Linked DNA regions of Homo sapiens: region 1 is linked to region 2. Evidence: chromatin loops called from intact Hi-C (ENCODE). Cell type or tissue: A673. All regions are shown on one strand. Links, peaks and the distances in the headings refer to the core of each region. The heading gives the core; the rest is flanking DNA.

What was found. Peaks named below come from ENCODE experiments on the same cell type or tissue, not always from the same donor. Only the 100,000 strongest peaks of a DNase experiment are listed, where the experiment ranks them.
Region 1: a loop joins it to region 2, with 2.8 times the contacts of the local background. A loop is called at or near these places in 2 of 110 quality-filtered maps.

The regions. Positions count from the first base shown.
Region 1 is chr16:87,289,928-87,305,708 of GRCh38, reverse strand. It overlaps C16orf95 (chromosome 16 open reading frame 95), which reads left to right. Exons shown (of 7, transcript NM_001195124.3): 7 at 2,634-2,895. The coding sequence ends at 2,652. LOC101928682 (a long non-coding RNA gene) reads left to right here and starts at 13,257. Exons shown (of 5, transcript NR_104667.1): 1 at 13,257-13,341; 2 at 13,972-14,025; 3 at 14,912-14,990. RefSeq lists enhancers at 7,978-8,964, 8,965-9,953. In A673, for the core only: a CTCF peak has its summit at 7,585 (motif pointing right); a DNase peak (open chromatin) is centred at 7,598.
Region 2 is chr16:87,054,216-87,069,996 of GRCh38, reverse strand. LINC02181 (long intergenic non-protein coding RNA 2181) reads right to left here and starts at 12,213. Exons shown (of 3, transcript NR_126008.1): 1 at 9,498-12,213; 2 at 8,813-8,939; 3 at 6,006-7,245. In A673, for the core only: a CTCF peak has its summit at 7,110 (motif pointing right); a DNase peak (open chromatin) is centred at 7,156; H3K27me3 peaks cover 577 bases.

The sequences.
Region 1 (15,781 bases), core at 2,834-10,833, 240 kb before region 2:
GGGGGATGGGGGACAGTGGGTGGCCCTGGCATGGTGACGTCCACCTGAGGGAGGCTTGGTGGCCATCAGGGATGTGGAAGAGTGGGGGGTGGGGCTTAACTTGACAGGCGTCCAAGGCCCGGCACTGTGAGTGTGTCCTGTGGTGCTCTGCACAGCGCAGGCTCTGCCCCGCGTCACCTAGAGATGCCAGGGCAGCCTGGGGGCGGCGGGGGCCTCGTGGGGCACTTCCACCCCTTCCCTCTTCCCAAGTTCTAAAATGGCCCTGCTCCCAGAAGGACACGGGTCCCAGTTTCCATAAATTTTCATTGTTATGTTGGGGTTGACGGTGCATCTTAACAGCCACTCACCCTCCAGCCTCTGAGCTCTGAGCACCCCCTCAGGTATGGGGACCTCTTGCCTGTCCCCAGCTTGAGCCCCAGCCGCCAGTCTCCATACTAGAAAGCCCCTTCCCCTGGTCTCTAGTCCCTATCCTCGCCCAGGCTTCGAGTTTCGCCCCTGGCACCCTTGCTGCCCACAGCCATGGCTTTCTGCTGGGATACCTCCCCCAGGAAGCCTCCGGGGCCACTCCCCGGGCCACAGCTGGGCTTCGGGGAACAGCTACTTCCTCTTACTCCTTTACTCTCGGCCTAGGCGGTGGCTCCTCTGCAAAGCCTCTCTCCTCTCCTCCTCCTCCTCATTGCCCAGTGCAGCTCCTTCCTGCCTGGGGGCCTGCATCACACTGCATGGATGAGGAGACCTGTGAACAAACGCACACACACAGTCGAATTTACATGCATTTACTTGTTTGCTCGTTGTCTCCTCCATGCAATTGCAAGAGGAAGATTCTAGAAAATGTGCAGCGTCTGCAGGTAGCTGCCAGGTGTCCTGTCCTGTTTTCTAGTTGTTCACAGCAGGAGCTTAGCCCGGTCTTGGTCACTCTGCCACGGCTGGGAGCGGGAGCGGGAGGCTCTCCCCTGTTTTTTGGGTTATCCATTCTCCTAGAGTTGGACGTTGCCTCCCACTCCCTGGGCAGTCACAGTTGAGGCTGTGATGTGCATCGGGGTACGGGTCCCTTGTGGGCCTGGGCGCCAGCCTCTCCAGGCCATGCACTGGGAAGGGGGCCAGGAGCGGGCGCGGTGAGCTCTGTTTGGTCTCTGAGCATGAGCAGTACCTGGGCAACAGCGAGAGCTTTCCTTCTTTGTCGTTTTTCTTGTGGATTTATCTTTCTTTTTATGTTTGGCAGCTTGATGATCACATTTAGTTTGACTCCTTTGTACCCACACTGGGAGAAGCAAAGAAGAACACTTGGCCTTAAAGGATGGGCAAGGCTGGGCATGGTGGCCCACACCTGGATCCCAGCCTTAGAGGATGGGCGAGGCCGGGCACAGTGGCCCACACCTGGATCCCAGCCTTAGAGGATGGGCAAGGTGTGGTGGCCTACACCTGGATCCCAGCACTTTCGGAGGCCAAGGTGGGAGGATCACTTGAGCCCAGGAGTTCAAGACCAGCTTGGGCAACATAGTGAGACCCCATCTCCACACAAAATAAAAAAATTAGCTGAGTGTAGTGCTGTGGTCCCAGCTACTTGGGAGAACGAGGTGGGAAGATTGCTTGAGCCCAGGAGAGTGCAGTTGCAGTGAGCTGATTGTGCCAGTGCACTCCAGCCTGGGCAACAGAGCAAGATCCTATCTCTAAAAGAAATTTAAGAAACAATTTTAAAGGATCAATGTTAAGTAGATGGTCAGGGGGCCCAAAAGGGAATTGCTAAGCCCTGGCCTCAGGCTCAAATTACTTGGTAAGATGGAAGGAATGGAAGGAAGGAGAGGGGAAGAAAAAGAGAAAGATGCCTGGGCTTTGTCTAGAGATTTGGAGTAACTGTTCTGGGGAGGGCCTGGGCATGCTCTTGTTTTGAAGTTCCCCAGAAGTGCAGTCCAGGTGGAGACCCGCCTGCATGTTGGTGCAGCTTCCTGTTTTCCAGCCCCTGAATTCTGGCACTTGGAGGGCCCCATCTCTTCCTGTCCTTATCAACAGCTTGTCTAGAAAGACCCAGGAAGTCACTCACTCTGTGGTGTTGGTGATTCATATGCTTCCATAGCAGGTGTCTGCTTCTGAGCCAAGCTCCCAGGGCAGCGGAGCAGGCACCAACCAGCATCCCAGGGGAGGGCACAGCTTGTCCAGCTGGGATGTTTGGGTGCCCTGTGAGATGCCCCAAGCCACCAACCCAGCTTATCTCAGGAGAAGCCTCGGCGGCCCGTCTGCCGGCCTGGAGAGATGTGCTACAGCAGCCGGGGGTGGGGGGAGAGGGTGGGCTTAGAATCTCTTGGCAGGGAGCCCCCAAGAGCAGGGTGAGACCTGCCTTCATTTCACCTGTCCCCTTCACAGTTCTGCAAAGCCAGCATTATCATCCCTTTTCAGAAGGAGTGGGCACTCAGGTGGAATGCCTCACCCCAGTCCTGCGGCTGGAAAGCGATATGGCCAGGACTGCACCCCACCCCTCATCCCTGCACCCCTTCCCTGCCTGGGATTCCTCCAGCCCTGTGCACTGTGGAGCGCCTCTGCCTTCCGCTCATGGAGGTTTCCCAAGGGCACGCGCTGAGGGCAGCTGGTCTCAGCCTGGGGCCGGGTCCTAGTAACTGTCTCTCTTTGCTTTCCAGCCAGTGTTTTGGGGTTTGAAGTTGGAATCTTCAGCTACTGTCAAGAACAGCCACAAAAATGTGTCACGATCAAGATCTTTGAGAGTCCACCAATCAGGAGGCGTCTGTGACAGTCGCTGTCTTCTCAGAACAGAATCCACACCCAGGATTCAACCCAAATGATTTCTCATCAGGTGATTCTTGGTTGTAGCAAAGTTCATGTGAATGTGGGTGAGTTTCTGTTATGAATGTGGTCAATAAATGTTATTTGTGAAACTCTAAACTGGCCACCTCTTAAATGATGACCTCTGATTTCCCTTCATTAAGGGGGGACTTGTCCCCATGTCCGTGTCCCTGGGGGAGGGCAGCTATTTCCGAGTGTCTCTTCAGGGACAGCAGACCCACTGGATGAGGGCCCGAAAATGGTTTCAGCACCTGTGTCAGGTGGGTCTCCCTTTAAGTAGCATAACATTGTATATGTGAATTGAATTTTAAAATCTGAGATCTCTTTTATATGTCATAAAATTCACTCTTTTAGAGTATACGATTCAGTGGTTTTTAATATATTTACAGAGTTTTGCAACCATCACTGCTCATTCTAGAACATTCACTGCAAAAAGTCCCATACCATTAAGCAGTCACTCCTTCCCGTCTCCCCCAATCCCTGGTGACTTCTGATCTACTTTCTGACTCTGGATTTGCCTGTTCTGGGACATTTTATCTTAATGCTGTCGTCCGATAAGTGGTCTTTTATGACTGGCTTCTTTCACTCCGTATTAGGCTTCATCTGTGTTGAGGCATATGTCAGTATGTCATTTCTTTTGATGGTTGAATTTTGGGTTGTTTCTGCTTTTCGGTGATTCTACTTTGTGAATAATGTGGTTATGAACATTTGTGTACAAGTGTTTGTGTGGACAGAGGTTTGCGTTTCTCTGGGGTGTACACCTGGGAGTGGAATTGCTGGATCATATATTACTCCATGTTTCATGTTTTGAGGAACTGCCCAGCTCTTGTCCGCAGCAGCTCTGCCATTTTATATGCCCACCAGCAGGCATGAGGGTTCCCATTTCCCTGCATCCTCATGACACTTGTTTCATCTGTGACTTTGCTGATAGCCATCCTAGCAGGTATGGAGTGGTATCTCATTGTGGTTTCCATTTGCATTTTCCTAATGACTAATGATGTTGAACATCTTTCCATGTGCGTATTGGACATTCGTATAACTTCTTTGGAGAAGCGTCTATTCAAATACTTTGTCTATATATAGATATATAGATACACACATACACACACACACACACACACACACACACACACACACACAGACATATACATATATATAGATATGTCCCCCTAACACAGATATATATTTTTGAGACAGGGTCTCACTCTGTCACCCAGGCTGGAGTGCAGTGGTACAATCATAACTCACCAAAGCCTTGACCTCCTGTGCTCAAGCAATCCTCCCGCCTCAGCCTCTCATGTAGTTGGGACCACAGGCACATGCCACCATACCTGGCTATTAATAGTTTTTTAAATTTTTGTAGAGACGGGTCTCACTTTGTTGCCTAGACTGGTCTTGAACTCCTGGGCTCAAATGATCTTCCTGCCTCTGCCTCCCACAGTGCTAGGATTACAGGCATAAGCCACCATGCCTGGCCGTTTGTCTATATTTTAATTGGGTTGTCTATCCATCTTTTTATTATTGACTTGTAAGTATTCTGTGTATTTTCTGGATACTAGACCCATTTTCTTGATGATGTCCTTCGAAGTAGATGTGGGTTTTAAATTGTTGTGAAATACGGTTTATATTTTTCTAGGTTGCATGGACTTTAGGTCGTATGCTCATATCTAAGAAACCGTTGCTGGATTCGAGATCACAAGGACTTGCACTTGTGTTTTCTTCTTTTTTTTTTTTTTGAGACAGAGTCTCGCTCTGTTGCCCAGGCTGGAGTGCAGTGGTGCGATCTTGGCTCACTGCAAGCTCCATCTCTTAGGTTCAGGCGATTCTCCTGCCTCAGCCTCCCAAGTAGCTGGGATTACAGGTGCCTGCCACCAGGCCCGGCTAATTTTTGTATTTTTAGTAGAGACAGGGTTTCTCCATGTTGGCCAGGCTGGTCTTGAACTCCTGACCTCAAGTGATCTGCCCATCTCGGCCTCTGAAAGTGCTGGGATTACAGGGGTGAGCCACTGCACCCAGCCTTGTGTTTTCTTCTAAGAGTGTTATTGTTTTAGCTCTTACATTTAGGTTTCTAAAATCTATTTCGAGTTTAATTTCTGTATATGGTATGAGGTAGGGGTCCAGCTTCATTCTTTTGCTTGTGGATATCCAGTTGTCCTGCATAACACCATGAAATGATAAAATTATAGAAATGGAGGCAGATTAGTGGTTTCTGGGAGCTCAGGAAGGGTCTGGGTCTGGTGGGAAGGAAGGGCCTGTGTTTATAGAGGGGCAGCGCGAGGCATTCTTGTGGCTGGAAACACATCAGTGGCAGTGTTCTGGTTGCAGTATTGTACTATGGTTTTGCCATGTGTTACCAATTGGGGCAAACCGAATAAAGGATAACATGGGGCTTCTCTGTATTATCTCTCTTTTTTTTTTTTTTTTTTTTTGAGACCGGGTCTCACTCTGTCGCCCAGGCTGGAGTGCAGTGGTGCGATCTTGCCTCACTGCAACCTCCGTCCCTGGGGCTCAGGTGATCCTCCCACCTTAGCCTCCTGAGTAGCTGGGATTACAGGCTCACACCACCACGCCTGGCTAAGTTTTGTATTTTTAGTAGAGATGGGGTTTCACCATGTTGGCCTGGCTGGTCTCAAACTCCTGACCTCAAGTGATCTGCCTGCCTTGGCCTCCCAAAGTGCTGGGATTACAGGTGTGAGCCACTGTTCCTGGCCTCTCTGTATTATTTATTATATGTGTACATGACTCTGTAATTATCTCAAAATGATAAGTTTAATTGTAGAAGCAACACAATTCACTGTGAAAGACTTTAAGGATACAGAAAACTACAAAGAAGAAAATAGAAACCACTCAGTTCCTCCCCTGAGCAGATCTCTGTTATTACTGCCTGGGCAGGAAGGAAAGGACACATTCCTCCGGGGGTGACCAAACGGAGGACCTAAAGGTGACAAACAGGCTCAGACAGTAGTTCGCACCTGTAATCCCAGCTACTCAAGAGGCTGGGGAAGATTACTTGAGGCCAGGAGTTCGAGACCAGACTGAGTAACATAGCGAGACCCTGTCTCTACAAAAAATATAAAAATTAGCCAGGCATAGTGGTGCATGCCTCTAGTCCCAACTACTTGGGAGTCTGAGGTGGGAAGATCTCTTGAGCCCAGGAGTTTAAGGCTACAATGAACTGTGATCACACCCCTGCAACTCCTGCCTGGGCAACACAGTAAGACCCTGTCTCTCTAAAAAAAAGTGTCAAACAGGAACCAGACTCTGGGATGCTTGAACTGGGGGGTTCACCTTAGAGACAAGGAAGAAAGACGTGGGAGTCTCAGATATACAGAACAAAGAGGGCTACAGTGACGGGCCAGGGCCTCGGTGTATCTTGGGCACATCCGTATCTGCAGTGGCCACCGTGGAGGGAGTGGAAGCCGTGTTCTCCAGGGGCACATCTTCAGTGGCCCTAGGGCAACTTTAAACATCATTTATTCAATCAGCACATATTTATTGGATGCCTGGCACCAGGGAGACAGCATAAGAAGACATGTGCTGCCTCCAGGGTGCCACTGCGCAGCGAGGGTATTGTAATTCAGGTGGGGGTCGTTGCCATCCTGCCTGAGGCACACATGAACACAAGGAGGGCCCAGGAGCTCCGTCAGTGACCTGCTAACCATTCCCACGTTGCCACAAGGACCAGCAACCTCTTTCTGGGGTGTTCTTGCTGTGGGAGCCACTGCAGGGACAGGCTGGATGTACAGGACGTGATGCCCCAGGAGCAGCCCTTGGCCGATGATGGGTGGGAGGTGTGGGTCAGCACTTCTGCCCCCGCATCCTTCGATGGGGATGACTCTGGGCCGTGTTCCCAGCAGGACTGAGCCCGTACCGCCCACTGGGGCCACCTTCTTGCTAATTTCCTTCATCCCAGCTCTCCTTCCTCCCCTCACCTTCCCACTCCCTCACAGGGCTTCCTGCATCACCTCCCCCAGAAAACACTTGCGCTCAATCCTTGCCTCAGGCTCTGCTTTTGGGGTGAACTCAAGATAAGACAAGGTGAGCAGATCCCATCTCACCAGTCAGGGAGGAAGCGCCATCGGAGCAGAGACCTGAAGACAATTCCAGGAAACCTGGCAATGAAAGGTGAGACCAGAGTGCCAGGGCACAGGCACAGCAGGGGTGGACAGTCTGGAGGTGACAGGTGGGGGCATTCCGGCCACTTAATCCAGTTAGGGTGGCTGGGTCGTGGCATGGGCAGCCAAGAGCACTGGAGGATGAAGCGGATGGCAGAGAGCATGGGAGGCTTTGGGAGGCTGTCAGGGCTTCACATTTGTGTGGCTAAATCCTGCACCACAGCCAGGTTCAGGGCATATTCGAGAAGGCCATGAAGGCTTGGGTCCCCTGGCCGTGTCAGTGGCAAGGGAGGACAGGTCAAGGCAGCGGCCACAGCAGCCCGTGACCACAGGCTGCATTTTGGAGAAACCACTCCAGCTGAAGAGTGTTGGATGGAATAGAGTGGCAAGAGTGGACACGGGAAACCAGCTTGGAGGCTGCAGCAGGAAACCTGGTGGGGGACGATGGTGTCTGGACCTCGGTGGTGGTGGCAGTGGCTGTGTTCCAGGTGGGTGGGGTTATTTGGCTCTGTTGTCTACATCTGTGCAGGTGTGCTCTTGGGGAGTGGTACCTGAGGCTGCACCACATGTCCTGAATAACCCAGTGACAATGTTGCTGCAGCCCACACGGGACCACGGCTTCCATAGACGGACCCCAGGCAGCTCTCCGCCTGCAGGCGTTGTCGTGAAACTTGGCGTTAGGAGCCACAAGAGGGCACTGTTGAGAGACTTTAGCATAGAAGCCCCAGAAGGCCAGGGCTGGAGGGGGCTTCAGTTGCCCAGGTCAGCCCATGGTTTGTGGGAGAGGGAGCTGTGACTTCCTGGACCTGGTGGGGCCAGGGGAGGTGAAATGTGGGGTAACCGTTTAAAGGGTTTTGGAGAAGATGCTCCTGTTGTCTGCACCCTGGACTCAAGTCAGGAGCCCAGAGAAACACTCTGTCCCTTCCTCCCCATCTCCCTTCCACCCAGCCACACAGCCCTCCCTTCCTCCTCCCCTGCTCCCTTCCTTTTTCCTCCCCTCTGCCTCTCTTCCCCTCACTCTGCCCCAGGCCATTAACTGGGTAATGACCACACAGCCCAGCCCTGCCCAGTGGAACTTTCTGTGATGGTGGAAAAGTTGATCTGTACCGTCTGGTTCAGGAGCCATGAACCACATGTGGCTGGAGTCCCACTGGCCCAGCCAGGCCGCCATGGCAGGTGGAGGCACTGCAGTCTGCCCAGCCTGGCCCAGTCCAGGCCTTGGTGGCTTCTCGGGCTGCTCCTGGCAGTGCCTGGCCCCACCTTCTGAGAGCTCTCTGGTGACCCATGTGCCAAGACTTGAGGCCTGGGAGGGGCCGTGGGGACACTGGTCCAATCACCTCATTCGCAGATGGGGACAGTGAGGCCCAGAGAGGGCCATGCCCTGTCCCAAGCCCCACAAAAGCTGGTGGCAGATGCGAGACTTGGCCTTGGCTCTCCTGCAGCCCATCCAGGCCACCTTTCCTTCGGCGGCCTCCCAGTTCCAGGTGCTGCCTCTCCACTTGTCCACTCTGGGGAGACCCTTTCCAAGCCTCCCCGTTAGAGGAATTGCAAATGGGTTGTGCTGCCTGGGCACTGTAGCAAAGACCCCTGAGGTCACCAGGCCCTTGAGGAAGAACCTCTGTGATCACTTAGTGATGTTTGGTCCAGGCTGGGCTGAGGCTCAGTGGTGTTGAGTGTCATGGAGCTTTTGTAGCTGTCCCAGGGACTCTTGCCATGCTTGACACACAACAGGTGCCGCATAAGTACTTGTTGATTTTGGATACCTGCTGTTTTCTCTGGTGGGCATTGCACTGGGGGATCTGGGAGCCCTGGGAGTCCACTGGGGCACTTGGAAGCTTCCTGTTTTCACTTTTGTCATTTCCAAGAGAGATAGTGCTGTTTGAGGCCCCCCCACCGCTTTTTTTTTTTTTTTTTTTGAGACGGAGTCTCGCTCTGTCGCCCAGGCTGGAGTGCAGTGGTGCAATCTCAGCTCACTGCAAGCTCCGCCTCCTGGTTTCACACCATTCTCCTGCCTCAGCCTCCTGAGTAGCTGGGACTACAGGCACCTGCCACCATGCCTGGCTAACTTTTTGTATTTTTAGTAGAGATGGGGTTTCACCGTGTTAGCCAGGATGGTCTCGATCTCCTGACCTCGTGATCTGCCTGCCTCGGCCTCCCATAGTGCTGGGATTACAGGCGTGAGCCACCGTGCCCTGCCGAGGCCCCGTTTTTATGTTAAAACAACAAACCTTCAGGCCAACCCATGAGCAGTGGAAGGGGCGGCATTCCGGAGGAGGCCACCTTGGCATTCCAGATGTGGGGATGTCGTCTCAGCACCAGCCAGGCAATTGTGTCCTTCCCAGCACACTGGCAGGGTGTGAGATTCCAGAAATCACAGGACACCAGCTCCCTGGTCCCAGGTGGGGAGCAGGAGGTGGTGGAGAGCAGGTGTCCGCGTGTGTCTTCGGCCACTCTGCCCTGGCTGCTGAGGTTCGCCCCTCACATCGCCGACAGCATGGGCTCTGGGCAGTGGGAGATCCTGGGTTCTGGGGTGCTTGCAGCGCCAGGCAGAGTCCCCTAGGAGGTGATTGTGAAGCACAGCTCCTTGCCCACGTGAGCTTCAGGAGCCTCAGCCTCCACCCTGCACCCCCAGCTGACCTCTGCTCTCTGTCTGAGCAAGGTCCTCCACCCACTGCCCTTTATCCTACCTTCTCTCCTTCCTCCCAGAAACCGTTCTGCCTATAAAAACAGGTATATGAATCTGAAATTTTTAAAAGGGGCAAAGTTTAAAAAAAAATCTAACCACCTTGCATTTTCCCTCTTCTCTGCTCCGTGTTTCCTGTAAACTTGTAGTTGACCTAAAGGTTTGATAGACTGGCCTGTCATATTTTCTGTAAGGCGGCTTCCTGGGCCGGGCTCCGTGCCCGCCATGCATGTGTCAGCAGGCTCACGACGCTGTAGGCCTCACTCTTGAAATGCAAAGACTGACCAGGAGGCCCTGGCAAGTCAGCCCGAGCCCAGCAGACCTTGCCCATGGCTTTAGCATCCCTTGGTGATCATGAACTGGATACACTGTTTCACTGGGGCCTACAAAATAGGACTCAAAAGCTTTTAGAGCCGGGCACAGTGGCTCATACCTGTTATCTCAGCTCTTAGGGAGGCAGAGATGGGAGGATCGCTTGAGCCCAGGAGTTTGAGAACTGCCTGGGCAATATACCGAGACCCTGTTCTCCACAAAAAGGTGTGTAAACTCCTGTGGTGTAATGAACATTCAGCAGGCTCCTCCCCTTAGATAAGGGAGTGTCTGTAAATTCCTGTGGTGTAATGAACCTTCAATAGGCTCCTCCCCCTAGATAAGGGAGTGTGTGTAAGCACCTGTGGTATAATGAACCTTCATCAGGCTCCTCCTCTTTGCTGTCTGTTTCAGACATGAACTGTGAGCTGAATAGTCTGGTTCACATCCTGATTCCGTAGCTTACTGTGTGTTGGATCTCTGCGCCTCAGTTTCCTCATATTTAAAATGGGGATAATAATGGCTTCTACCTCATAAGGTTGCTATGATGATTTAATGAATTAATAATTATAAAGCACTTTTAACAGTGCCTGGCAGGCAAGTGCTCAGGAAGTGTTTGATAAATAAATGACTAAATCATTGGTATTTACCATTGAGGTGCATTGTTTGCTCTGTGTGTTCATGAATGGTCCTGGACTCTTGAGCATTGTGGTCCATGTTGCACGCGGCCCAGGGGATGATGAAGGGCAGTGTTCCAGATAGCCCTGTTGTTGGACTGCTAATCTGACTCTCTTGTTTTGGTTTACGCATTTTACGAGGTGCCTACTATGTGCTAGGGGACGTCCCAGCACCTCGTGGGCTGCTGACAACCGGTGTGAGTCCTCTTAATTGGCTTCTAACATAACTGCACTCTTCCTGAGCTGTTTAATGGCCTTGAGTAACGAGCTCTCCCCATCTCAGTATTTGTTTAATGCCGTATTCATGGTCATAAATAGTGGCACCATTACTTTCAGGAGAACTGTAATGATGTATGTGTTTGGTGAAGTTTCCAGCTCCTGACCCTTAGGTGCTAGATCTGTTTGAGGCCATGTGAAATGTTTTGCGTCACTTGCAAGAAAGAAAAAAGAGGTGCTGTTTTTCCTCAGAAAAGGAAGAGGCATTTTACAGCCAGACCTTGTTCGACTGTAGAACATTTGTCAAAGACTGCAGAAAACAAACATGGACATTTCTAGTACTTCTCCTAAAGGAAGGAGTTGGGCTTCTTACAACCAGAACAATGATTCTGTTCCTCCATTTGCTAATCTGTTCATCAGTACCCTCATCCACTCATCCATCCATCCATCCACCCACCTATCCATCTGTTCATCATTCGTCTACCTATCCATCCATTCATCCTTCAGGCACTCATTCATCCTTCAGTCACTCATTCATCCATCCACTGACCCATTCACCCAGCCAGCCAGCCAGCCACCATCCATTCATCTACCTATCACTCGTCCATCAACTCGCCCATCCACTCAACAATTCATCCACTGTCCTTTCATTTACCCCTCCATTTACCCACCTACTCACCCACCCATCTACCCACTCATCCATTTATCCATTCACTCACACACACTCTCATTCACCCACCCACTCATCTGTTCATCCATTCATCCATTCATCCATCCATCCATCCACCCACTCACCCACCCAGCCACCCACCTATCCACATACTCACCCATTCACCCAGCCACTCATTCATGTATTATCTGTCTATCTATACACCTACTGATTGACTCATCCACGCATCTATGTAAAGTCAAAACATGGTTAGGCCCAGCCATCGTAAGCCAGGGCTGCCCGTCTGTTTTCTTTGTTTTGTGCATCTTGCGTCCCATGTGTCCCCTTGCACTGGAGTGTCAGCTCCCAGAGACTGGGTACTGCAGCTGATTTGCTCATCCTGAATGGGACACAGGTGAGGACAGGATGGAAGAGGGGCAGGTGGGGCTGTGTCGGGGAGGGGCAGGGGCAGAGGAGTGGAGGAGAGGAGGAGCTCAGTTGGAGGGGCCTCTGAGACACTGAGGGGTGACACTGGCTCGCTGGTTGGATGAAGAGTAACACTGAGCTGCCCAGGCTGAGACGCAGTCTGGGGTCCAACAGCCCTGGTGGCAATTGGTGAACATAGCCCTCTGGGCAAGGCCAGCGACTTCAAATTTCTGGATGTTCATTTTTTTACCTGCTAAGTGAGGTAGTGCTGGTGACGTGCTCAGCCAGTGCCAGGCACAGATTGAGCTGCAGGTATTGAATGCATCCTCCATAGTAATGTCATACTCTGAAGCAGGTACCATTGGCATCCCCATTTTCTAGATGAGGAAATGGGGGTGCAAAGCTTGGATTTTGGCTCTGCTGCCTCTCACGGTGTAGATGTGAAATGTGCAGGGGCCTGGGAGAGCCAGAGCCCTGGAACTGCCCTTTGCTACCCAAGTCACTGTGACTTCCTTTCAGATCCCTGGGGTCCCTTAGGGTCCTGGTTCAAGGGCTCGATTGGAAGGAAACCAAGAGGCTGTAATTGTCTACCTCTGGAAACAGTGAAAAGATGTAAAACGAAAATATTATCATGTCATCATTTCTTTTCTATGGAAATAGTTACTTTCCTTCCCACCCACCCCACCTTCAACTGCTCTAAATACGTTTTCTTGGGGTTTCCAAACATCTCTTTTACTTTTGTCCTCCCAGGTGAGAGAGAAGCTGATTATGGCCAGGTCTGGCACAGAAAGCCCCTGTTTGTGCAATCCTGCATTCTTCCTTTTTAAATAAAATTTAAGACCATCTGAAACGACTTGCCAGCTTGACCTCCCGGCTCTGGTTCTCACTTGAGTTTCTGAAATGCTTATGAGTCCAGCCTGCTAATGTGCTGAAATGACTGTGCTCACCTTAGGGAAGTGTTAATGCCTTGAGCATTTTCCCACCAGTTGTCTTGCAGCTGGTGAGAAAAATACGCACCAACCTCCCCCATGGACTGTGAGGTCACAGCCTTCCCATCCTTTTCAGGAGCTGCCATCTCAGCTCTTGATTCTAATGGATGGCAGCCACACTTGAAGACGCACCAGAGGAAGACGTAGCTGCTCCCATCTGTGTTCCCAGATGGGATGGTGTCCTTGGGAACTGATCTCAGACATGTCGTGGTAGCCAGCCTCCAGGATAGCCCCCAGCAGTCCCACACCCTGGAATTCACGTGCTTGTGTAGCCCCTCCTACATTATATCACATAGGTCTGTGTGACCAATAGAATCTGCAGAAGTGATGCCACAGTACTTCCAAGATTAGGTCATAAAAGGTCCTGTTGCTTCCCTCTTGGTTTCTTTCCCTCTCTCTCTCCTCTCTCCTTTCTCTTGGACCCTTTGCTCTGGGGAAACCAGCTGCTACATCACCATCAGCCTTGTGACCATGCCACATGGTAAGGAGCTGAAATCTCAGCAGCCACATGAGTGAGCTCGGCAGCGGATCCTTTAGGCCCCGTCATGCAATCCTGGATTGCAGCCCTGGACATCCACTTAACTAGCAAGACTGAGCCAGAACCACCCAGATGAGCTGCTCCTGGATTCCCAACTCTCAAAAACTGTGAGAGATGTTCAACGGTGGTTGTTTGAAACTGCTGAGTCTCAGTATAATTTGTTACACAGCACTAGCTAACTCATACACGTCACGTTTCTGCAGCAGAATACCTTGGACCTGGGGAGAGCTGGAGATAATTACTCAGTACCACCCAGTACATGGGAAAGTGATTACTGACAGGCTCAGAAATGTTAAGAAGATGCTTAAAAGAAATGGGCTCATGAGCCTTCTTTGCTGAAGTATTAATTACTAGATCTGAATGTTTTGCTTTTCTGTGATGGAAAACGTGAAGAAAATAGGGCTTTTTTTTTTCTTTTGAAGAGATGGGATTTCCCTCTGTCGCTTAGGCTTAACTGCAGTGATTCAGTCATAGCTCACGGCAGCCTCAAACTCCTGGACTCAAGCAAATGACTGATATTTTTTGAGCACCAGCAGTAACGATAGTTACTATTCACTGTTTTCTCCCTGCCAGGTGTTCCACAGACATCCTACATGCATGACATTGATTCACTCTTACATTTGACAGGTGAGGAGACCGAGGCTCAGACAGCCACACCATTCCATGGGTTTTGTTCAAAGGGGTTTGGGGCCAGAGTAGGACTGAGTGCAACTTCATGGAGGTAGACCATGGGGAGGGCAGGGCACCTGCATGCCTGAGAGAATCTCTGCAGGAGGCAGGAGTTCAGAAACTAGCTACTTAAAGGGGTAATGATCTGTGTCAGGGGTGCTAATTAAAATTTGGGGTTTTAAAGAAAAAGTTGGCTGAGTGTGGTAGCTCATGTCTGTAATCCCAACACTTTGGGAGGCCAAGGAAGGTGGATCATTTGAGGTCAGGAGTTCGAGACCAGCCTGGCCAACATGACGAAACCTCGTTTCTACTAAAAATACAAAAATTAGCTGGCCGTGGTGGCGGGTGCCTGTAATCCCAGCTACTTGGGAGGCTGAGGCAGTAGAATTGCTTGAACCTGGGAGGCGGAGGTTGTAGTGAGCCAAGATCATGTCACTGCATTGCAGCCTGGGGGACAGTGTGAGACCCCATCTCAAAAAAAAAGAAAAAAACAACTTTCCAGTTCACAAAAGGAGTGCTTTCACTGAATGCAAGAATAGATTTTCCCTCTTGGTGTGTAAAGTTCTCAGTCATCTGACCCTCTCTGCCAAGAGAGCCCTTCCCGCCCCATTTCTGCCCGTTTGGGCTCCTCTTCCTGGAGAGGCTGCTCCCTGGTGCTGTCCCGTGCTCCCAGCCTGTCTTCCTTCAGGGTCCAGGCCGGAAGCCTTTGGGGGCAGTGTTGGGGCTCCGCATGTGCCCAGTGCTCAGCCCAGTGCTGGGGCAGAGATGGTGCTCAGGAAAGATCTTGAAAAATGAGCAGGTCTCCAGCCGAGGGGAATCTTACACCTTCCACCTGTTTCCTCAGGATTGCAGGAGCTCCTCAGACAAGATCTGTGGCAACAGTAACAATAAAAGCATCCCATGCGGACCAAACTCCTGCTGCAGTAAGAGCTAAACATATGGTGTCTTACTTTGCCCTCGTTATTACCCCTGAGGGCAGATGGTGCAGTCCCTCTTTATAGAGAAGGCTATAGAAGCCCCAGAGCCATCAGGAATTGGAGGTGATGCCTAAAGCCGGCAGCGCCCAGAGCGGGGTGTTCAACCTGGCAGGGTTGTTAGGGCAAGAGGATTGCGGGGGGAGGGGGGGTGGGCGCAGCACACCCTCCTCCTCATACCACCTCACTTTGTCTCCCACTGCCCCTCCAAGCGTCAGCAGCCCAGGCCACTGTGTGTGCCAAGTCTCCTGTATGTCTTTCGCCTTTTGCTGAGGAAATGCTATTGTGAAGACAAAATGAGAATCAGTCACTTAGGGGCCAGGTGCAGTGGCTCATGCCTGCAATCCCAGCACTTTGGGAGGCCAAGGAGGGCAGATAACTTGAGCCTGGAAGTTTGAGACCAACCTGGGCAACATAGTGAGACCCCGTTCTATAAAAATTAAAAAATTAGCCAGGCATGATGGCACACGCCTGTAGTCCCAGCTACTCAGGAGGCCGAGGAAGATCTCTTGAACCCAGGAGGTCAAGGCTGCAGTGAGCCGTGATTGCGCCACTGCACTCAGGCTTGGGTGACAAAGTGAGACCCTGTCTCAAAAATAAGCCCCACCCCCCAAAAAACCCAGTTACTTAGAGCTTTGCAGAAATCTTCAAAATCTATCAAAACCATCCCATCCAATATAAATTACTGTATACATTATAACGAGCTAAAATAAGCACATTTTTGGTAAATTACTAAATTT
Region 2 (15,781 bases), core at 2,572-10,571:
ATTGTCGTCACTGCAGCAGACGCTCCAAACACCCCTGTCTTTGCTGAGATCAGTCTCAGAAAATGTCCTCCGAGATGGGACCCTGCACGGAGTGGCCTCAGGTGGGAGGCAGGAATAGCTGCGCATTGGTGCGAGTTTTTTGTTTTGTTTTGAACGTTGCTACTTTCTGAAAGTCTTTTCCCAGGAAATACCAAACTGGAAGAGAACAGGCGAAGAAAAAAAATCCTATCATTTTAGCAGTGAATTTTTTAAATTACTAGACTTTATTTTTTAGAGTAGTTTCACATTTACAGAAAAACTGAGCAGAAATAGAGTTCCCCTCTAATCCTCCCCATGCCCCTATTATTCTCGTCTTGCATTGGCGTGTTATGTTTGTTACAACCCATAAGCCAAAATGGATACATTATTATTAACTAAAGTCCACAGTCTGCATCAGGGTTGACTCTTGGTGTTGAATATTCTATGGGTTTGGACAAATGTAAAGAAAATGTAAAGAAAAATATCCAGCCCTAGAGTATCATACAAATAGTTTTGTCACTCTAAAAATCCCCTGTAGTGGTGACATTTTAAAGCAACTTAAAAAAAAAAAGGAACAGTCCCAACTTTCAGAGCTGCATAAAAAGCCCAGGAGTTGGATGCCTGATGAATACACAAGTGAGGACCGACTTATTCCCATCAGTGCTCGGCAAGGACCTGAAACATGGCTGCGGTAGAGGCACTGCACCCAGAGGATAGAACACGGCTCAGGAAGGGAGCAGAGGACAACATGGGGACGTCTATAGAACATATGAGTGCATATATGTACATATGTACACGAAGGGACGGCCTGTGGGGAGGTGTGTGCTGGCCCATTGGGTCGGGCTAGACTTTCCTTTCTCTGCTGGACTCAGGAGGCAGCGGTTGTGGGTGCCGGGGCTTGTTGATTCTGTGGGTGCATTGCCACATCCGTGACCGTGCAGCGGTGCCAGCACTGAGGCTGGCGGGCACCTACGCAGGAACCAGACTGAAGGCAGAGCCCCTCTCCTGCGCGTGCTCTCACCGACGCGTCTGGCACTGGGCTGTCCTCCCTTCCTGTGCAGGGACACTGCAAACACAGGCCTCCAGCCGCCTTTGCCCGGGGATCCAGAGATCATAAATTGCTCTCTTGCTTTCTGGGGGTCCAAGGTGAGTAAGCGGGTGGCCTCGTAAAGTCCCGCGGACAAAGCGGGTTCTTATGTCCACACAGCAGTGGCCTGCGGGACATGGCCACTCACGGCTCCGGGAGCTATGCGGCCGCAGCTCCCACTAGCCAGTGTCCTAAAATAGACGCTCACAGGCCCTGGTTGGTTCCAAAGTGTAGGGTCCAGAAGGTATTTGTGTATAAAAGAAACCCTCTCATGCCTGTGTGCGCTTGATTTATTTGCTCTAATTCATGATCCTTCACTTTCTGAAAGGCAGGCGCTGGATGAGATTCCTGGGGGCTGACACATTCCCCTCCCCGACCTCGGACGGCTGGGGCAGGATCCCTTTTGTGCTCCAAGTTGCCGGGAAGACAGGCCTTGGCCACTTTCCTCTCGCATTCCCTGGCTTTGGTGTTAAATAAGATGAAAAAGCACTAATTTGTAACACATCCCTGTGGGCTGTTGTCGCATTTGCTCGCTGATCTGCCCAAATCAGACATTAGCGGCGCACGCAGGGTCTTCTTGGGAGCTGCTCCTGGCCTCCCATATAATTCTGAATATACTCAAAGACGGTTCACTGACTGCGCTCTCCTGCATTTATTCTTCCAGCTGAAATTTTCCTGACTTTTTTCCCTCTCATTTTATTAGGTTAATAAAACTTGGTTTTCGAGCATTTGGCTGCCCCAGGAGGGCCATCGGCCCCATGTCCAATTCATCAGGCGCTAATGAGTGGCCTCGCAGGCCCCGGCCCTCCAGCCCCGAAGCTCTCCGTGGCTCGTAAAGGGGAGGCCCACGGGCTGTGCTGTATATTTTGTCTGTTGGTTTCCCAAATTCTCTCGCCAGCTCGACCGTCACTTTTTGGGATTTATTTGAGGCCGACAGCACCGTCAGGGAGCTCCTCCGCAGCCGGACCCTCCTCCCTGGCCCGGGCTCCACACACCCCACACACTCAGAGCCGTAAAATAAAGTCTGCAATAAAACGAAATAGAAATGTGTCGATGCTGCATTTTAGAACATTCCAGCAAAAGGCTCTGGGAAATGCCTTCGTTTACATTAAAGAGGGAAGCTCCGTGGGAGCAGGGGTAACACAGTCAGAAAAAGGGCCTCTAGGAGGAAGACACGACCTGGTGTTTCAAATAAATAAAGTAAAAATAAAACGCAGTCGGGTGTGCGCACGCATGAAATCTCTAAACTCTTTCTGCACGTACATTTATGTCGTCCCTGGTTTATTTTTTTGGCATTTTAGGGAAAGACCAGTGAAAGAGAAAAGTGTATGGCGCCTGCCTTCTGGGTCAAGGAACTGGGCTCTGTCTCCCTTCTAGAACATTCTTGTTTTCTCTTCCCCCACGGGTACACCCTCTCTCTCGCTCTCTCACCTTCACCAAGCTGTCAGCTCCCTGCTAGCCCCAGGCGTGGGGTTGTGTCAGCCACAACACGGTTGAAAACTAGAATGTGAGCAGCCAAGAGCCCGGGGAGTATTCACTGGCGCAGTGGCCTAGGACCCGGAGAGGTGGGCGGGGGAGACGGCCGCTAGGTTATTGGGTCCCCGAATGTCCACGTGGCAGCTGGCCTTGTCAGCGTTTGTAACAAGTGTCCTGGTCCCTCTCCTCCACCTTAAACATCTAGAAAACGCCTTGCCTTCCCTTGCACTCCACCCGGGCCTGTGCCACCGCTAATAAATCACGCCCCAGGCCTGCGGCTCCAGGGAACGTTACCTTGCCCCCCTTGGCGCCTGCCTTGAGCATGGAGGGCTCTGCGCATTCTGCATGCAGCAAAAGGAGAAATGCCAAAGCCGCCTCAGACGGTTCTCCTTTGAAATTTTCAGCACCGTCCTCCGTGTGGTATTGTCCACTTGGCCCCCACGCCAGGCAAAAGACTGTCCATACAATTGGCTGGGTTTGGGGGAAGTTCTTTGGGTCCCTAGGACATGAACAGGCAGGGTGGTGGCTCCCAGGCTGTGGGGGGCATAGCAGGGATCACTGCCCCTCTGCTACGGGGTCCTTGCACTTGTGGGCGAGGGGGATTCTAGGGCAGTCTCTGGGGTCACGGGGACTGTTCTCTGCCTTGGTAGAGGTGAAGGTCCCCTCACCTTCACACGCTAAGGCCTGCGTGGAGATGCCGGCTGGCTGCAGAGATGACAGGGCACCTCTTCTGAGTCACTGGCCCGGCTGGCATCTCCTTCCTCCAACTGGAGAAGATGCCACACAAAGGGCGTCACTCTCAGTGGTGGCTCAAGATGCCCACGGCCCGGGATCTGCACCGCAGCTTCGCACACCGTCCGGGGTGCCAGGGAGGCCCTGTGTTGTTGGTGGCTTAGACGCTGCACGTGGGGGGCCCTGAGCAGCCATTTCCATGGGGGCTTGGATGGAGTCGGCCGGTTTCCTGTCCCTTGAAGAGCCTCAGCCCAGCCCTGGCTTTTCTTGGTTGTCTCCATTAAAGCTCTAGGTTCTCAGGGGTCCTTGTTCAGAATGTCCTACCCGGAGCCGGCCCTTCTCCCCCGCACACTCCTCTTAGTAGATTATCTTCTGAAAATATACTTTGAAGGGCTTTTGTTTTGTTTTGTTTTCCCTACTTGACACTCTTGAATAAAGTAGGCCATTTATCTTTCGGGCAGAAGAATTTCAACAGTGAAGCTGCGCGGTGCAGGCTCCGTGCGGGGAGGCAGTTTTACGTTTTTTTTTCATCACGGGTTTATTTCTGTCTTAGCTTCCCCTAAAGTTTGTAGCCTTCCTCCCCTCCTTCTAACGAATCCCCCCAACTGTCATCCTCTCCCCTCACCCCCCTAAATGCATCCAGCCCACCTCAAGCTACTCGAACTGAAAGAAGCACTCATGGCCAGGCCGCGTGTTTGTTTAGGCTCACCCTGTGTTAGTCCATGTGAAATGCAACAGAATGGAGAAAAATGTAATTCTTTGCCGGCTTTTGATCAAAGAGAGGACTTTAAAAAAAAATTCAAGATGGATTTCTGAAGGACAATTTTATACACATGCTGCGTGTTTCGGAGCTCCAGTATTTAGGTGATTTTGGGGAAAAAAAAATCTTTTTTCCTCTTTTGATCCCAGAGAGAAAACACTCGCACAAACACATCTCCACCCCACAAACACTGCAAGATGCCATTTTTCATAAGTCTAACCGGCTGAAAAGAGGAAGCATTTCTCTTCCAATTTATCAACAACACAAGAGAATGTAAAATACGGCCCTACTGCAACAGGCAATCTCTTTCTTGCTTTTGTGGGAATTCAGAGCAAAGTTACCCTTGTTGCTGAGGCTAATTGCAGGACCCAGGATGTCCGGTCTGGGTCCTTGAAACACACATGCGTCCACACTTCCTCCATCCATCTTAATTTCACAACCAGCATTAAACGTACGTTTCTCCTCTAACTCCCTCAGCTTCAGAGCAAATGCAAATAAAAAGTGCTTAAAATGGCAAACATTTCCTGTCATTGAAGGCCTTCGTTAGGGTGGGGGTCGCTGAGTTCTAAAGTATATTTTCATAGGAAAACTCATTTCAGATCGTCGGCAGGAGCTTAGACTGTTCATACAGCGAAGTTTGGGGTTTGCGATCAGCCTGAATTTATTGCAGTCAAGTGACCCTTTATAGGATGTAGATGTAGGAGAGCAAAGATTCCAGATTCAAACTTGGATTAACCTGGGGCCCAGCTCAGGTCACAGGAAAAAATTAAAATATACTGAAAACTGTCCTCTTCCCCTCCCCTCCCTTCAATTCATTTTCTGTTCCATTATGGAAAAAAAACCCCAAATTTGGAATTTTAATGTTGTTTTTCCTCCATTGGTTGTTTAGTTAGTGATTTTGCCGACTTCCTGGATGTTCATTTCTGGTTCTGCACAAAAGAGTCACATTTCCTTTTGGAATCAGGACCAGGAGACAGAAGCGGACTCGGGAACTGTGAGTGCCCCCCGGTCTTCCCCGGCGCCTCTGACCCCTTCCTCCATCTCGCCGCCTTCCCTGCCTTCAGCGCGGAGTTCCCTTTCTCCAGGGCTTCTTGTCTGAACTCACCCCCTCGGCTCTCAGCACCATTCTCCACTTTTAGGAAAAGAAACTCTACAATTTCTATGCAAACATCGGATAAGAAGGGGAGGGGGAGTGACTTTGATTTTCATTTTAAGACTCTGAAAGACGGAGAAAGTAAGCAGAAGCGGGCTGGTGTATTTCAGAGGCTCCCAGTGAGTCCCTACTAAATTTACCTAATAAAATGAATTTTTAAAATTTTCGTTTTCTCATTTCATTCCAGCAGAAAATGAGTTTGCCTTTATAATGTCCAGATCTTTCCAACTCTATTGAGTGAGAAATTAACTTACAAAATTTAAATACTTTGGTACACACATGCACACACACCCGAAATGAAGTAAAGTGTGCCTGTAACACAATAGCAAGCCTGATTTTAGGGTCCTAGGACACATTTTTTTTAATGATGTGTAATAAAGAAAAATCAGATTCAGTTAAAAAAATTTCTCTCTTAAAATGGGTGAATTGTAATACTCAGTAAATTTAATTGTAATTTTTATTTGTTAATATAAGTTGCCTTTTTAAAATCTTCTGCACGTCTTGTCAAATTATTGAGAGGACTGCAAAGAAAACATATGTTAATGTGCTAGGCCACAGTTGACTCCTTTCCTTTCCACGAAACTAGTCCAAGTAGTGTAGGAAATTATGAAACTATAGAGTTCTCTGTGAAAAGAATACCCTGCCTTTCATTTCCAAGATAAAGCAATTAATACTGGAATTTCAAGGCAAATCTAATGATCAGTTAGGAGGGAAAAGGAGGAGGAAGGCAGGATGGTTATTTGCGTAAGAAAGTCCAGAAATCGACATCGGACAGATGTATCGTGGAATGTGATGATATTTATAAGGAAAAATCACATAAACTTTAAAAATGAAAGTTGTTTTGCTTAAACGACTGAAAAAAAGAATTCAGAATAATATTTGGGTTATCCTAGTTTTGTACGCTTGTGTTCACCAAAGCGTTCAGGGTCCAGGAGGATTAAAGAGCTCCATCACAAGGAGTGTTTTTGTGTGTGTGCATGCGTGTGCGTGTCTGTGTGCGCGTGTGTGCGTGTCTGGGTGCATGTGTGTGCGTGTATGTGCGCGCGCGTGTGTCTGGGTGCGTGTGTGTGCGCACGTGTGTGTCTGTGTGTGCGTGTGTGTGCGCGTGTGTGTGAGTGTGTGTGTCTCTACCCAGCTCTCCTACACCTTAGCCCCAAGGATGATGGGGAGAAAAATGTGGGAGCTGACTAGGTGGAACCAAATCTTTACTCCAGAAATTTATAGCTAATATAAAACTCTTAAAAATGAAAAAAAAACAGTTTTCTTACCTTTTTAAAAAGTCTTCTCTTTGGGGGGTTATGTCAGGGGATAGAGGAATGGGCTTGAGCCAGTTTTCAAAATTGCTATAGGCCAGGCGTGGTGGCTCCTGCCTGTAATCCCAGCACTTTGAGAGGCCGAGGCGGGAGGATCGCTTGAGCTCAGGAGTTTGAGACCAGCCTGGGAAACATAGCAATGCCCTGTCTCTACAAAAAATTTAAAAATTAGCCGGGCGTGGTGGTGTGCGCCTGTGTTCCCAGCTGCTCGGGAGGCTGAGGCAGGAGGGTCGCTTGAGCCCAGAAGGTCCAGACTGCATTGAGTGGAGATCGCACTACTGCACTCCAGCCTGAATGACAGAGTGAGACCGTCTCAAAACAAAAACAAAAACAAAAACCAACCAAAAAACCAAAACCAACTCCCTCCCCGCCCCCGAAACAACAACAACAACAACAAAACCCCCAAAAACCAAATTGCTATAGACCAATATTTCCAGGTCCCTGTGATTTTGATTAGAGAGTTTTGTTCTTGTTCTTCTGTTCCGTAAACTATGGTATTCTACCTCTTAAACGCATTTTTAAGCTTTCTAGTTTGGATGGCCTTAAACAGAGAAGCCCGTCCCTGGGTGGGGAGGTTTGTCCGCTGTCCAGTAGATGGCGCTGTGACTTCTAGAGTGAGGGGGGTGGGGGTGGGGACGACACCGCGTCGCAGCCCGAAGTCACAGGGGCCACCCCGTCGCCTCTCCCAGGGTGTATCCATCGGGCTCTAAACCCAAGAAGAAAAACTTTTTGAGGCCTCTCCTGAAATGTGCTAATCTATCAAAGAGCATTTATAGTATTTAAGCCAAATGTTAATTAACAAATAGCTCACCCTCCTCAAACAGTCTGAGATAGTGCCCAGCTAGAGTTTAAAGAAATACTTCCTGGAAATGTTTGAGATAAAAATGGAATAACGTAGTAGCTATTTCAATATTTTATCAGTTGCCCATATTTAAAAAAATAAAAGATCCTCACCTTTCTCCTAGAGTAATCATGAAGAACGTACATTTTATGTTATATGAAATGTTATGTGCGTAAAAATGGTCAAATGAAACCAGGCAGGTATAGATAATGGTAGTCTCGCCTTCTCAAAAAGCGTTTTCCTTTTCATGCAGTGGTGGCGTGAATACGCACCCTGGACATTGTATTTCACTACATCAGCACCTGCTAAAATGGTAAACCAGCTTCTTAGACGCGTTAAACCTCCACCTCCCTTGAGTGATTCCAGGGTAATCTTCTCCTCTTCCCCACTCAGAAAAGTTTCTAGTTTATTTTAAAAACAAACATTTTTCTATCCCCATCTCTTGCTACAGAGAATCTCAACTAAGGATGGTGCTTATCACTCTTCAACATATTTGATATTAAAATTAAAATAATTTTAAAACAATTTTGAATAATTTCAATGTTTAGACTCTTCATGGGATGACGTGATTTCTTACTATGTTTTAAGTAATGATTTGCGATATCTTTTTTTAATTTAAAAAGAAGTAGTGTGCATGTTGACAAGTATTGTAAACAAACTGGCATTCAACAACAGCAACAAAAAGATTTATTCCTTTTCCTAAGAATGATGTTATCCTTTATTCTGGAAAAAAAAAATGAAGCAGTATTCATTTGCCTCCAGTTTGAAATACTACTTAAAGACTTAGAAATATGTAAATGTAGCTTAGGACAATGACTTCATCGAGCCTGGTAGTAATTAATCTTGTACAGTTCTTTAAAAATTTAATTGAATGACATGTTAGTTTTATAGTTGTATGAATTTAAAAATTGTGCAAGTCACTCACTATTCATAACTCGAGCCTATGTATTAATAAAATGATTGTGCAAAAAACCAGCTGTTTAAATAAATTCTGTTCTGCTTTAAAGATTTTGCCCTTTGGGGAGAAAGTCATTTAAGTATTGAGTGGCAGTGGCCAGTGAACAATAGTCAAAATGTAAATAAATCTTCCTGAAACTTAGTTCTAATTTTCTTGAGCAAGATACTAACCCATAAAAAATAAACATTGTTTATTGAACCACGTTTGCATCAGTGAACCTTTGTAAAATGATATGGAGAAAATATGAACTTCTATGTCCCAAGTACTTTACTTTGCTTCCTTAGCAGAACAGAGAGAGCTATTCGATAGGTATGAACTGAAGAAAATAGAATTAGTGCCTCTGGTGAGAGAGTCATTCAGATTTGTACAGTTGCACGGAGGTGATCATACTAGAATTAACACCAAAAAATTGTGTCATTTGGCATCTTGGCTTAAGGGATAATTTAATTACACCACCTATTAGTGTTGACTTACGTTTCTGCGCCAGCCAGCCTTCTTATAATCTTGTTTATTTCCAGAAATCACATTTGTGACAGCTCTAATAGGCCATTCAACAGCAAAGATTTTCTCATTTAGTTGAAAATATTTCAGGCTTCAGAAACTAGCAAGGAAGGAAAGGCATATTTAGACTTCATATGTCAGAGTAAACTGATTTGGGGCAAGATTTAAAAACTGAACTCAACATGCCTGTTTGACCAATTTCAGCCTAAAATATTTTTATGTTTTAATTTGACAACTAAGCTGACAAGACTTCAGCTGATGCAGAGATTATTGCTCCGTCTGACTTGTGTGTGTGTGTGTGTGTGTGTAAGGGTAGAAAGTGGATCAGGCACGGTCTTTGCATGTGGGTTTACAGAAACACCTCAGAGGTTTGCATTGCCAGCAAGTGCGTCCATCTGCACCTATCACTGACTTGGAGTAATGGTGAACTCTTTCAGATTCTGGGTCCTGTGTTTGTAAACTTCCCACTTTTCGTTTTTTGAGAACGTTATTTTGATCTCTGCAAACGAAGGTGGGGAGATGTAGTTACTTCCCTCTTAACAGCTGAATGCAATCAGAGTGCTTTTGGGTGTTGTTTTAGTTAAGAGGCAAAAGAGAAGAGAAAAACACACCCAAACAAACCAGCAGACACACTTGGCATCCAGTGTTTAACGCTCACCCTTTAGTCCCGTCAGTGGGGGAGTGAATCCTGCAGGATACACCACGTTTCACGTCCTCCCCATTCTCCCTGCACCCCGTGAAATTCTCTTGGAAGGAGATGGAAAACTGTGGGGGTTTCATTTAAGGGTCAGCTCACATGTTTAAGCTGCATGTCAGGAAGAAGAAGGCTGAGATCCTTTGAGCAAACAAGTGCCAGAAACTGAAACCCCTGCCTGTCTCTTGTGCAACGCCTCCCCAGCGGTTTGGAGACTTGAGCATTTGAATGGGAGGCGTCCCAAACATTTCAGTCCAGATCTCCTCCAGGAGAGGGTGCTGGGGACCCAGGTCTCTCTCTAGGGCTTTGAAAGAGGCTTGCTCGGTGGAGACAGAAAACATGGGAGCAGTCCAGGGGAGCAGTTGGGCTTTCACAGAGCAAAAGCTGCCATGGCCATCCGGTTCCAGGCACTTGCCATGCAGACATGGGCATGAGGCCTAGCCAGGCCAGGAGCTTGGACAGGGCCACACTGCTACTCAGTGACAGAGGCTCTCCTGACCACTCCAGAGCGCCATACTTTTCCTTGGAACGCTAATCTTGGTCATTCAGTCCTTTAACAAATGCCTTAGTTTTTAATTTGTTAGGTGACCATCTCCCATGACTAGAATCTTTGTTGTGATTGCTATATTCCCAGTGCCTTGAGTGATCCATGAGCTGCACTTATAAGAAAGCTCGGTAATTATCCAGAGTTTACAAGGGAGCGGGTGCGGCATGGGATAACTCAATGCTACCTCCCAACAAGTCAATGAGGTAGGAAATGTCATTACTCCCATTTGACAATCAAGGAAACTGAGTCCCTGAGAGGTTGAGTGAAATTTGCAAGGCCACACAGCTAGTGTGGAGAGTTGTGGGGCAACAGGGATTTGAATCCAGGCTGTCAGATCGAGGACCACACATTCTTAACTGGGCCTCATAGTGCTTTGGTAAATAAATATTGGTTGAGTGAATAAATAAGAAGATGAAATTGAAAAACAGTGGGGTGCGATGTCTGCAGCGAGAGTTTCAGAGGAGGGCAGATTTGGGTTCACACAGGCCTTTACTCTCGTTTACTGATGACCGGTAAATTCCTTAAATTTTCTGAGCCTCGACAGTTTCCTCCTACATGAAATGGAACTAACCATCTTTCTTTCTGGGTTGGGAAGACTTGAGCTTGTGAATGAAGGACTTGGCCCATAGCAAGTGCTGAATAAAGGGCTGCATTATGACTATCTCTGGGCCAGCCCCCAAAGCCCAGACGTAAGCGGGCAGAGGAGCTGCTGCCCGTAACACATCTCTGACTCCAACCAACTGGGTGACCCTGGTAAGTTTCTCAGCTTGCTGTGTCTTGCTTTTCTCTTCTGTAGAGGATGGCTCACTCTTAGTTCCTGCCTGGAAGGCTTGCATGAGGAAAGGGGGCCAGGCCCAAAGTCAGTACTGAATGATCGTCCACTTGGAGGTTCACATTAGGCACTTGTATCCTTGCGGCACTCACATGTTGGGATGCGTGGCCCACTGGTGGCTGGCGGGAATGCCCGCGCTCGGTCATGCTTCGGTGCTTTTGCACACGCTGGCCCTTCGCCCTGGAGTGTTTTTCCAACCAGTGAATCTCCTTTCACCACTTAAGTGCACTGCGTCGCTGAAGGGTAATTATCTGAGTGTTCCAACTCTCCCTCTTGCCCTTTCTGGGCTGTTCTATCCGAGAGCATATTTGTCACTTAGCGCTGGGTCACCTGGGTTACCCATCTCTCTGACTGTGGAGTGTGAGGGTTAACTCACGTCATCCCAGACCAACTTGGTAAAACGCCCCTGGCCACATTTCCCTACGGATACAAGATGTAAGGGTGTGACATTGTGGTAGAAGAAGGCATGAGTGTGATAGAAGAAGGCATGAGTGTGGCAAAAGGAAGCTTTGTTTCTAAGATCTCCAAACCCAGGCCCACGAGCGGCATCCATGCATTCACTCTTGCAGCTGGTTGCCGTTCAATCAGCAAGGAGTATTTATTGAGCACCTGCTATGTGCCCGGCACTTGAGTGGCTCTAGGTTTAAGGCTATGAACAAGAGACCAGGGCGACCCTTACCCCTCCACAGCTTATCAGAAGGACGACACCGCACGGGCGATAGCAGGCCTGGGTGTGGCAGGCTTGGTGGGGATGGTGGGTGTCTCAAGGAGGAAGTTTCAGGGAAGGCTTTGGAGACGGGGCCTCTGAGCTGAGGTGCAAAGGATTAGCCTGGTGTAGGGACGGGGCAGAGGCTTTGCAGGCACGGGGAGTGGAGGGTGCAAGACCGCGGCGAGGGGGCCGGCGAGGGGGGCGTGGGAGTCGGGGCAGGACCCTGCTGGACACCTGGTCTGTCCTCAGTGCCGCTTTCCCCAGGGCCACACAGGCTGGCTCTGGTTATACCCATTTTACAGACGGAGACACTGAGATCAGGGAGCACCGGTGGCCCTGGGAAATGGCCGGGCCTGCTCGTTAATCCCCAGGTGAGCGGGATTCGCTGGCCTGGGGGGCTCCTCTCCCAAGAGACCATCTCCAGGGACGTCATAGTTCATGTCCTGAGCAAGCCGGCAGGCTGGTTTTACCAAGAAAGTAAATAGGTAAATAAAACAAGTAATACAATAAAACAAAGAAACCGATCAACGACATCTTGACCTTAGTATGCCCGGGTGGTCTGCTTTTCGGTGTCCCCAAGGAGAGAGGAAATGTTGTAATTGGATGGCATTGCTGTCAATCATCTCAGATTGGCGGAGGCTGCGGAACCCCTGGGCCTGGGAGGTTGTTGCCATGGAGACGGCCTGCGGCCATGCGGGGCGGGAAGCCCCCTCCTCCTCTCCTGGCCGCCATGCCTGTGGCCTCAGGAGACAAGGTGAATGCCGCACCTGTGGACTCTCAGCCCGTCTAGGAGGAGGATAAAGCACAAATCCGAAATGCAGTGTCCCTGGAAGGGACGCCCTCTCTGGGCCCGCTGGCTCCCGTCTCATTGGGCTGAATGGGGTCATGTGACCACTCTCCGCTGCAAAGGAGTCTGGGAAATTGCATTTTGTTGTTGTTGGAACTCATTTTGAAGCCAAATGAAACGAGAATCGTGTCAACGAGGAAGGTTTAGGGAGGGGGTGGATGTGTAGGCAACCAGCAGAGGGCCCCGAAATCCGTGAAGATCAGGTCTGACGGTGGCTCCATGCTCCCTCCATTAAAGGGCTTCACAAAAACCCTTCCGAAAAGGTATTTCTTGTTTAATATTCGGAATATTTCACTCACTGCCTCATTAGAAAGACAATAAATTAATGTGTTCACGACTTAGAAAAATCAGGAGGAATTAGAGGAATCGGGATTTTTGGGCCAAGAGTCTCCTTGAAATAGGCGCGGGTCGTTGATGATTATCTTTCCACACGGAAGGAAATCCAGGCTCAGGAAGGTCTGGTGATTTTCCCAGAGTCACACAGGCAGAGGGACTCAGACCACAGAACCCCTGCCTGGCTCCAGAATCCCAGCCGCGATGGGCGATGCGGGGGAGTCATCGCAGGTGGGGGCCTGGGAGGCCTGGGAGGCCTGATCTCATCCTCCAGTGTGGCCCTGCCATGTTGCGCCCTGGGGTACCCAGGGCTTCCTCCCCCTCCTCCCGCCCTACCCGGCCCACACCTCTCAGGCTCCCGGTTGGTCAGGGATTTTTTGCAAGTCAGTTATCTGAGCTCAGACTGCTGGCCGTGGAGGGAACCCTTCTCACTGCCTCTGGCTGAAAGCGTTTGCCTCACCTCTCTAAGCCCCGAGGGGACAGAGGAGGCTCTATTGCAGCGGGCGGGCCTGACAGGTCACAAGGAGAGCCCAGATGTGCCGGCAGCCGCCTGTGTTTACACCCATCCCCAAGCATCGCAGCATCGGGGGCAAGACGCTAAGTTTCTCTCAGGTCGTGGCTTCCTCATCATGAGAGTGGGCAGCACACGGCCCCCCACGGGGCTCTTGTGGGGTCTGAGAGAGGAGTGTGGTCACATGGCGCCCGGCCTGCAGAGACAGCATGAGGGCTGTGGATGCCAAGGCCAGTATCTGCCGTGGCGGCCACAGCCCTCATGCCTCCCTGTCAGGAGGCACCAACAAGGCAGTGGGACAATGCGCCCCTTTCTCAGTCTGAGTCCTGTAACCTCTCAGCCTTGGATTCCCGGTCTGCAGTAGGGGAAAATTCCCCAGATCTCCCTCATAGGGGTGCTGTGAGCATGAGAGAGAAAAGCATTGCAATGATGAGTAGTTACTGAGCACCATGAGTAGTTACTAAGCACTGCTCACTTGCCAGGCTCCTGGCTGGCCCTTCTTCTCTCTTCTGCAGAGCTGGGCATCAGAGCACACTGAGCAGCAGGATGAAATGCCCACAGAGCTTCTGAGGCCAAGTCCTGTCTGACAGGTAGGAGGTGGGCCCATGACAAATGACCTTGCCTTCCTAACTCCTTGATTAACTTATCCATCCATGAATGCGCAAAGGCAGTCCCAACACCTCACTAGAACCCATTCCTGGAAACTCCGTTGTAAAGTAAGGAATAAAATTGGTCGGCAGGAATCAGCTTAGAAATAACAACACAGTAAAGTCACGTTCCTGAAAATGGACTGTGCACTGATGAAGTCATATTGAAGATAAAGGGCCTGCTGTTAAGGCAGAGCCCAGGGACACTTATCCTATGTAACCATTTCAACTGGAGAACAATTTCACCCAGTCTAGGACATGGCAGACTATGAACACACCTGTTATCCCGGACACCTGATCTGCCATAGAGCAGCCCTGATGCCTACACAAACCCACTCTCTTGTTTATTGCAATTAGCTTTTTCTATTTTTTTTTTTTTTTGGTCTTAGGTCTACTTTATGATTCAGTAAACATTGAATTAACAATCCATTTTTCTTCTTAGAATGTTGAAGGCCGTTAGGGCATTATATGGAAGGAAAATATTTTCTTAGGAAACCCTGATCTTATTTTCCCTTTCTCTGCCAGAAAAGGTTCCAAAATTCATCTTCACACCTCAGCACCATCCTAGGGGGTTCAACTCATTTAGCTGCTAATGTGGTTTCTCTCCCATAAAAAAAAAATTCTTCAAAAAAGAACTTTGAAGTAAAGTCCCCGTCAGGTGACACAGATGCCAAGTAGGAATGCACTGGGCTTCAAATCACAATAACCCAACTTAAGATGGCTTAAACAAGGGCAGGCTTGTCCTTATCATGCAGTAAGGATGTCGGAGGAAGGCAGCCTCGGGTATCTACTCAGCTATTCACCAGCGGCAGAGATGGCACCTTCTTCCTGCTTGTAGTGGTGTCCCGTGGCTGCTGTAACAAATGCCCATCAACTCAGTGGCTTAAAACACACATGCTTTTATCATCTTAGGGCTCTGTAGTGTAGAAGTTCAGTGCTGGTCTCACCGGGCTAAAATCAAGGTGTAGGAAGGGCTGGTTCCTTCTGGGGAGACCCCTCTGATGATGCCAGGGTCTGAAGATGAATTTGGGATGTCTCTGGAACCTTTTCTGGCAAAGGAAGGGACAGTAAGATCAGGGGTCCCTGAGTGTGTTTCCTGGGAAAATGTTTCCATGAATGTCATGCCGAGTCCTTGCCTTCTCCAGCTTCCAGAGGCTGCCTCATTCTTTGGCTCATGGCCCATTCCTTCGTCTTCAAAGACAGCAGGGTCCCATCTATCCCTCCACCCTCTGCATCCGTTTCTTCTATGACTTCCTCTTCCAGCTCTATTTTCCACTTTTATGGAGCCTGTGCTTACACTGGACTCACTCAGATAATCCAGGACTATCTCTTTATTTTAAGGTCAGCTGATTAGCAACCTACTTCCATCTGCAACTCCAGTGTCCTGGTTCTGGAGTTTAGGATGTGGACATCTCTTGGGGGGCTAATATGATGTCTACCACATTGCTATTGTCTGTTCTGTCATGGCCTCAACATGGCTGCTAGATCTCCAGACATCAGATCTGTATTCACAGAGGGAAGAGAGGAGAAGGTTACTAGCGCTGTGCCTTTTGATTAAGAAAACAAAAGGTTTCCCGGAAGTGTCCCAACAGACTCTGTTTGTATCCCATGGGTCACATGGTCACATCTAGCTGCAAGGGATGCTGGCAAGGTATACAATAGGCAGGAGGCAGCAAGGGAGAAGTTGTGTGCCAGTGACTCAAGGAGGCACATCCGTGGAATCTGTGCAGCCTCCTCCCAGATCCTTAATTTCAGCAAATCCTTGAGGACAGGCCACCCGTAATAGGAAGTGGTGGCTTCCAAAGTGTTTCTTTATGGCTTT